2 separate regions of the Mus musculus genome follow, and region 2 is linked to region 1. Evidence: chromatin contacts called from ENCODE Hi-C data. All regions are on one chromosome and are shown on one strand. Each heading gives the region's core, a stretch centred on a gene start or an enhancer-like site at or near the end of the contact. The rest is flanking DNA. Distances are from core to core; before and after follow the strand shown.

Region 1 (3,784 bases), core at 759-3,258:
AAAAAACCAACAAGCCCGTCAGAAGAGGGTGGAGGGAGGGAAGGAAGTTCTGCGTTCCCCTGTTTGGTTAAACCTTTGGTCTCTCTGCTTTGTTTTGCTCTTTCTGTTCTGTTTCTCTCTTGAAGAGATAAAAGTATTGTGCTGGCTTAAAATTTCAGTGGAAAAAAAGTATTTTAACTTCGGTGTGGAAGGGTAGGCAAGAGTTTTTTGCTCTTTCTTCTTTACATTTCGCTGGCTATATACAAAGGCAACGAATTTAAAAGGCAGGTTATCACAGCCCTGACATACTAATTCCAAACCTTCTCCTCACCAGGTCCACAAATATTTATTTTATGCTCACTGTCTGTTAGTTTCTGGGATGCCAGGCCTGTGAGGCAGTCTTTCTACTTTCCTGGGAACAAGCTCTTGCATGCAATCCACAGACAAAATAATCAGAGGGCAATCCACCTCATTCCTCTAGCAGCTGCCAACCAAAACCTGAATCTCAGAGCAGAGTTAACCAGCCAATAAACCAGTGTGAGTAAAATACATTCAATAACAACTAGAACGCCAGCAATTGCTGGAGACCCTGGATAAGGGGACCGGTCACCTCTGTCCTTGCTAGGAAGTTTAATGCCTTGCCATGGCGATCAGGGCTGAGGGTGGGCAGAGAGTAGTGGAGAGTTACCTGAGAGCTCAGGTAGATTTTGAGGCACTCCTCGCACACCGCCTTCTTGCAGCAGGGCAGGGGCTTGATGGGTTTGTCTTCCAGGCACACCCGGCACATCAGCACCATGAGGGGCGCATAGGGGTCCCCTACTCCCCCCAGGCCAGAGTAGGGTGGAGCCCCTAATAGGCCAGGCACGGAGAAGGGCTCCGGAGCCAGGTAGAACTCCAGCTCGATGCTGCCGCCGTCGGGGGAAAGGGGGTCAGCCGGGAGCGACAGCGGGGAGCTGGGGAAGGAGGGCGGCGGGCTGGCGGGAATCGGCCCCAGCGGTGCTTGAGGTGGGGACTCCGACGGCGACGGGGACTCGGCGGAGGGGGCCTCGGGCAAGTCGCTCTCCACGCAGTACACGGAGCAGAGGACTTGCGGCTTGGCGGGGGGCGGGTGTCGCTGGGCCAGCACGTCCAGGAGCAGCCCGTCGGGGGGCTGCTGGCCGGGGGGCGCCTCCCGTGGCCCCGCTCCCTCCGCCTCGCGCTCCAGCTGCAGTTCCAGACTCTGGGGGTCCAGGGGCCCGCTGAGTGGCAGTCGCGCGGGCTGCCCTGCCGGGGCCCGGTTGCTCGCAGGCTCCTGGACACTCGCGTCCACGCAGCCCGGGTCTCTGCCGCCGCCGCCGCCGTTCGGCCGTGAAGAGGAGGCTGCAGCGCGCGGCCCGGCTGTCCGGACGCGGTCCCCTCGCGGCCTGGGGGACTCGGGCTGGCCCGCCGAGCCTCCGCCAGAGGCCCGCGCCCCGCCGCTGCCGCTCACCGTGCTCTGCTCCTCGCCCATCGCCGCCCGCGGCCTGCGCCGCCGCCGCCCATCCAGCCGCCCGGACCCCCAGCCGGCGCCGGGCAGCGCGGGCAAGCGGCTCCGCTCCACTCGCGGCGGCCCTTCTGCTTCCGGATCCCTCCTCCGGGGCCGGGACGCCCCAAGCGCCCTCCGGGGAGCCCGGGCTCCCGGGCCGCAGCGTGCGGGCAGCCGGCTCCTCCTCCTCCACCTCGTAGTCGTCGTCTTCCTCCTCGTCCGGCGCGGCCGGGCACCGCCTCGAGGACTCCGAGGGCCTCAGGCTGAGGGGGCCCGGCCCGCATGCACGTCGCGGCGCTGCCGCGGACCCGCGAGTCCCGGGTGGGGCGGAAGAGTTCCCGGGAGGCGGGAGGAGACGGTCAGCCCCGCGCCATCCCTGCCTCCGCGGCGGGGCGCGCAGCCGGCGATCCCGAGGGTCGCCGGGCCTGTGGCGTCACCGAGAGGTGGCCGAGTCCGCAAGCAGTGGCTGGTGTCCCTGGAGGAGAAGCGGGAGACCTCCCTCTCCTCGTGCAGCACCTAGGGCCCTGCTCCCTCCCCTCACCCCACCCCTTTGGCACACACCTCCCCACACGTACACACATACGCGCGCGGGCGCCCACGCACACAGTCGCACGCACACAGGAGTGAGGGTGATCTAAGCTGAGCTGTGCTCTCACCCCTAAGAATTCCCACTCGGCCCCAGCCAAATGCTTAAGCGCTTGCAGGCGCCCCTTAGTGCTCTGCTTTAAGTAGAACTTCCGACAAAAACTGCTGGACCCTGGGCTCTGGACGGAGAACACACTGGGATGTCACGCTCGAGAAGTAGAGGCGATGGTGTGCATTCTACCTGGTGCGATAGGAAGGATCTTCGAAAACCATAAATAACCCAAAAGCACTTGTCGTCTGCTCCTCCAACTATAATATTTACAAGCACTAAGGAATAACTAATCTGACATTTACTGCTTTTCCTCTGCTCAGTGTTCTCTCGCGAATTATTTTTGTGGGCTCTTGGGGTTTTGTTTGTTTGTTTGTTTGGTTTTTGTTTTGTTTCTGAACCCCTTTAAGTGGGTAGCCTGGCCTGATTAATCAGCTGGATCATCATTAGGAATCAGGGAAACTTATTAACATAACCATATTCATACCCAAAACTGTTTCCAAGGCAACAATTATATCTCAGCCAGAACTTAATTATGTGTTGATCTATCTTTATTTTACAGGAAGTATTAGTCACCCAAACACTGGTGTGATTTAGTTTTCTAAAGCCAATGAAAACATTTTTGGGAAGCCAACCATTTTTATTTTTTTAAAATAGGGAGGGAATTCAATTTACACATTCATGTCAAAGGAAAAATCTGTTAAATGTGTAGATTATTTTTTAACCTTGAAGTTGTTATTGATTTGTTCTAAAATATTTTCCAAGGCAAATGCAAAGGCTACAAGGGAACTAAGAATTCAGTATTGACCAAGCAGAGACCCAAAGGTCATGGGTTTCAATCAGGTGCGGTTGAAGCTCAGGTACACCAGAGCATGGTGACTTGCCGCCAGATGCCCTGGCACTCAGTAGTCTGACCCAAGAATGAAGAATAACTATTTTTTGATGATTAAATGGTACTCAGGCAGCCTGGAGAGATAGCTCACTCACTCAATCCTCAGTATCCACCTCAGAAACACAACCCGCTGGAAAGCCCAGACAGGTAAGTGGACGGATGTTGCTGGGACTCCAGAAGACTCCATCTCCCTGTTCAAGGATTGCCCTTTCTTTCCTTACCAGGACTTCTTCCTGCTACATGCTGCTAGCATTTCTGAGCAACATGTCATCTTCCTCTAGGTAAATCCTCTCGTGCCTGACTCCTGGGCCTGGCACCTCTAGCATGAGGTCTGGGACTCACAGGTCCCCAACAGCACAGAGGAATCATAACGCAATCCTATAATGGTGGGTCTTTGCTCAGTCTATCCCAGGTTCATGGAGCACCACTGATAAGTGTGCTGATGGGATTTCTTTCTTTCTTTCTTTCTTTCTTTCTTTCTTTCTTTCTTTCTTTCTTTCTTTCCTTTCTTCCTTTCTTTCTTTCTTTAAAAAAAAAAGAGTGAAAATATAGTTACTAGCTGGGTAGTGGTGGCACACACCTTTAATCCCAGCACTTGGGAAGCAAAGGTCAGGTGGACCTCTGAGTTCAAGGCCACTTTTGGTCTGTAGAGTAAGTTCTAAGTCAACCAGAGCTACATGTAGAAAACCTCTGTCTTAAAAACAAACAAACAAACAAAACAACAATGGCAAAAAGAAAAAGAAACAGGAAATATAGCATATATATATATATATAT
Region 2 (3,660 bases), core at 213-2,712, about 64 Mb after region 1:
CTTGTCCAGCTAACTAAGGATCCCTGAGCTATAGCCAAGCTGACATCATCACTGTCCAGGCAACCACTTCAGTGCTTCCTGACAATTTTTCTTAAACAGAACAGCTGTAGCAGCCAGGAGGTAGCCCTTACATTATTCATGGGGCCCAATGCAAAGGGAAATCCAGGTCCTTGTTAGGTCTCAAACCTGGGACGAGTGGCTAACTAAGGCACCTGTTTAATACATCAAGGAGGTCACCAAATTCTCCCAGCATCCCTCAGTCCCTATCTGTTACAGAGAATGGTTGCCATACCCTACCTGCTACCCTAAACTTCTCCAGCCCTGGAGCTGGGTGGATCTTCCCCTCAGCTGCCTCTTTCTGGTATAATCCAGCCATTTTGGTTACATTTCATCTTTTGCCTACCCTTTATTCTCCTCACTCTCCTCCCCCCCCTCTCCCCACCACATGGCCTGGATGTACGGAGCATCTTCACTCTGGAGTCTCCCAGATGTCTCTGCCTCTGACTATGTTCTCCTGTTAATCTACAATAAACCTCCTTCTCTCCCATACCTAGGAGTGGCCATGTCCTTTTATTTTTATTCCTTTTTTTTTATTCAGTACTTCTGAATAAGTATTTAAAAAGCAAGATAACAGCACAAATGAGCATGTTAAAATAGAAAGTCCTTTCCTTTAAATTATGCTAGGGGTATAGTCCAGTAGTAGAATTTAGCGTACATAAGGCATGAGGTTTAATCCCAAACCCTTTAAAAATATTAGCATAAATATTTCCATTCTTCCTTATATTCTATAGTACTTTTGTTTAAAAAAATAATACCAATATAAAAATATTTAACTGATATATGGAATCACAGAAATTTCAGTTAGTAATTTGTGGCTTGTGTTTGTGTATACCACAGGTTCTTGTAACAGGTGAAATGCTGCACTAAACTAAACAGGGGTTAGGGAGAGGGCTCAGTGGGTAAAAGCACTTGCCATACAAGTGGGAGGATCCAAGTTCGAATCCCAAGAACCAAAGGGAAAGCTAGACTTGTAGGGTCAGCTGTAATCCCAACACTCCCATGGAGGGATGGCAGGCAGAGATTGGAGAACCCCTGGTATGCTCATGAGCCAATTGGCCTAATAAAACAGGAAAACAAGAGACCTTGTCTCAAACAAAATGGAAGTTTTGAGTATGTGGTATGACCCCCACATGCTACACACACACACATACACACACACAAAACTACACCTTGGAAATAGTGTGACATTGTAATGGTGGCATTCTATGCCTCTGTCTCCAGAATCTGGGAAAAAAAACCAACTCTGTTTAGCCCCCTTTCGGTCTCCTGTTGTGGTTGTCCCAGACTGACCACCTTATGAAAGAACACAGGACACTCCCTGTAGTGGCTATTCCTGGTTGTCAACTTGACTATATTTGGAATGAACTACAATCCAGAATTGGAAGGCTCACCAGTGACCCTTATCTGGAGGCTTGGAGATAGAAGTTTCTGATCTGGATCTTGGTATGGAGATCTTGAGCCATAGTGGCTATGGATTCCAGAAGATTAAATCTCCGAGTTTAAGGAACACACCTTTAATCTGGGCTACACCTTCTGCTGGAGACAATATAAGGACATTGGAAGAAGGGAGTCTAGCTCTTGCTCCTTTGCCTGCTTACTGTGTGAGACTGAGTAACTGCTAGATCCTTGGACTTCCATTCACAGCTGCGACTGAACCATTGTTGGGAATTGGGCTGCCGACTGTAAGTCATCAATAAATTCCTTTACTATCTAGAGACTATCCGTAAGTTCTGTGACTCTAGAGAACCCTGACTAATACACTCCCTAACCTTGTTAGATTTGGTGAAGGGCCATTCCCCTCTCAAGTCTTATCTCTTTTCTCTGAACATGAAAAATACTTATGTTTTCCCAAGTGAGACTAGACCTTGGGGCATTGTGTCAGGGTGTATGGATGATATTGCAAACTGTTACCCTGGAAAGTCTTTATGACGACAGGATAGGTGATAAAATTCAAGGAAACATTTCATCAGAAGAGCCCCAGGGTGTTCCAAATGCAATCAAGGAGAAAGATAGCTGGGGAAGAAATGTAAACAGGCACAAAACGGGAGGGTGGAAGTGATTCAGCTGCTGTAAAAACAGGGCTGTGTTTCATGGGTCAGTCTATTTCTGTACAAACCATGCATTACCCCACAGGACTCATTGTTCAAAGACAATATGAAAAGAAATCCTGCTTCCTTTACCTGTGTCCCAGGGGACTTCCTGTTGGCTGAAAGGACAGGTATTCACAAAGGTTCCTAAGCCTGAATTGAAAGTTAGCTGTGTTCCCTAAGGACCATGCTTTCTGGAATCCAGCCCTGAGTTTATAAATAATGCAAACAGAGGCTGGGAAAAGGGGCAGCTCCCAGTGGGAGGATTTCTCCCTAGTTACACTCTACAATGCTCTCATTCATTTTGCTCAGACCTGGATTTGTTACGAGCAAGCTAGTTAACCTTTCTACTTTCTGTCCTCTCCTGAAACTGAAGAGAATGACAGTGGTGACTTCAAGGTCCTGTTATGGCTATTGGAAGAGAGTGTGCCTTTTCAGTGCCTGCTGCACAGGGGAGGGGGGGAAGGTAGGAGGGGGGGGGGGGGGTAGGCAGGGGGCGTGGCACATGATAAGCATGGTGTCTTTTCCTTAACCCTCTCAGAAATTCTTAAAAGGTTCTTCCTTGAATCTTCATCATTTAACAGCTAATTGCAATACTGTCCTGTAACCTGTAACATTCGTTTCTTTTTCTCCCAAGTTAGTCTTTCCCGTGCATTATAGAGTTCACAGGGGACACACTGTATTTTAAAGCTGTGGCTTTGCCGGGCAGTAGTGGCACATGCCTTTAATCCCAGAACTTGGGAGGCAGAGACAGGTGGATTTCTGGGTTCGAGGCCAGCCTGGTCTACAGAGTTAGTTCCAGGACAGCCAAGGCTACACAGAGAAGCCCTGTCTCGAAACCAAAAAGAAAAAAAAAAAAAAAAAGCTGTGGCTTTACAGCATACAAAGCATGTCTGCAGACCCTCAGTTAATGTCTTTTGCATCTTCCACTTGCCCAGCCCACAACTGGATGTGGAAGTAGTACTCAGCGGCTTGTATGAGGTGATGGGTGTTTTTATGTTTTGTTTGTTTGTTTGTTTTATCACAAGGTGAATCCCTTACCTGGATGAGTAAGAGCACAAGTTTTCATTTTGAAGAAAGAGGACAGTATATTTGCAGTTATCTACAACGAACACTTGTCATCTTGAAGATTTTTACCCTGTTAGGTTGAACAGAACAGAGTGATTATCAGGCCTTCCTTCTGGGAGTATTGTGGTGGAGTTTGTGGTATGGTGGTCCTTTGGAAAGCTAAAGGCAAAACCTGAGATGAGATTGGGATGGTGGAGCCCATTGCTAAGCAACTGAATCGGGTCTAGACTACACAGGAACAAAACTTCTTTGTTCAGTACGCTGAAGAGTCACTCAATGGAAGCTGCTGAGTAGAATCTTACCTGCAACATGAATCGTGTTATCCAAAGTGCCGATCAGTGATCGTTAACTAATCTTTATGGCAGTCTGACAGTAGCTCATAGCTCTGTTTTCTTAGCCTTTTGTTATTTCGCTCTTTTTCATTTTTGGGGTGTGTGTGTGTGTG

What was found. Hi-C counts contacts between places; a loop is a spot of excess contacts on that map.
Region 2: a map of T-helper 2 cell shows a loop between it and region 1 (151-fold over the local background). The contact joins the promoter of 2310039L15Rik here to the promoter of Rnf217 in region 1. A Hi-C loop is called at or near these places in 5 of 37 maps with a recorded cell type or tissue (T-helper 1 cell, T-helper 17 cell, T-helper 2 cell and 1 more).

What each region holds. Positions count from the first base shown.
Region 1 is chr10:31,607,717-31,611,500 of GRCm38, forward strand. It overlaps Rnf217 (ring finger protein 217), which reads right to left and starts at 2,009. Exons shown (of 6, transcript NM_001146349.1): 1 at 668-2,009. The coding sequence starts at 1,468.
Region 2 is chr10:95,334,814-95,338,473 of GRCm38, forward strand. It overlaps 2310039L15Rik (RIKEN cDNA 2310039L15 gene), which reads left to right and starts at 1,463. Exons shown (of 3, transcript NR_045337.1): 1 at 1,463-1,742.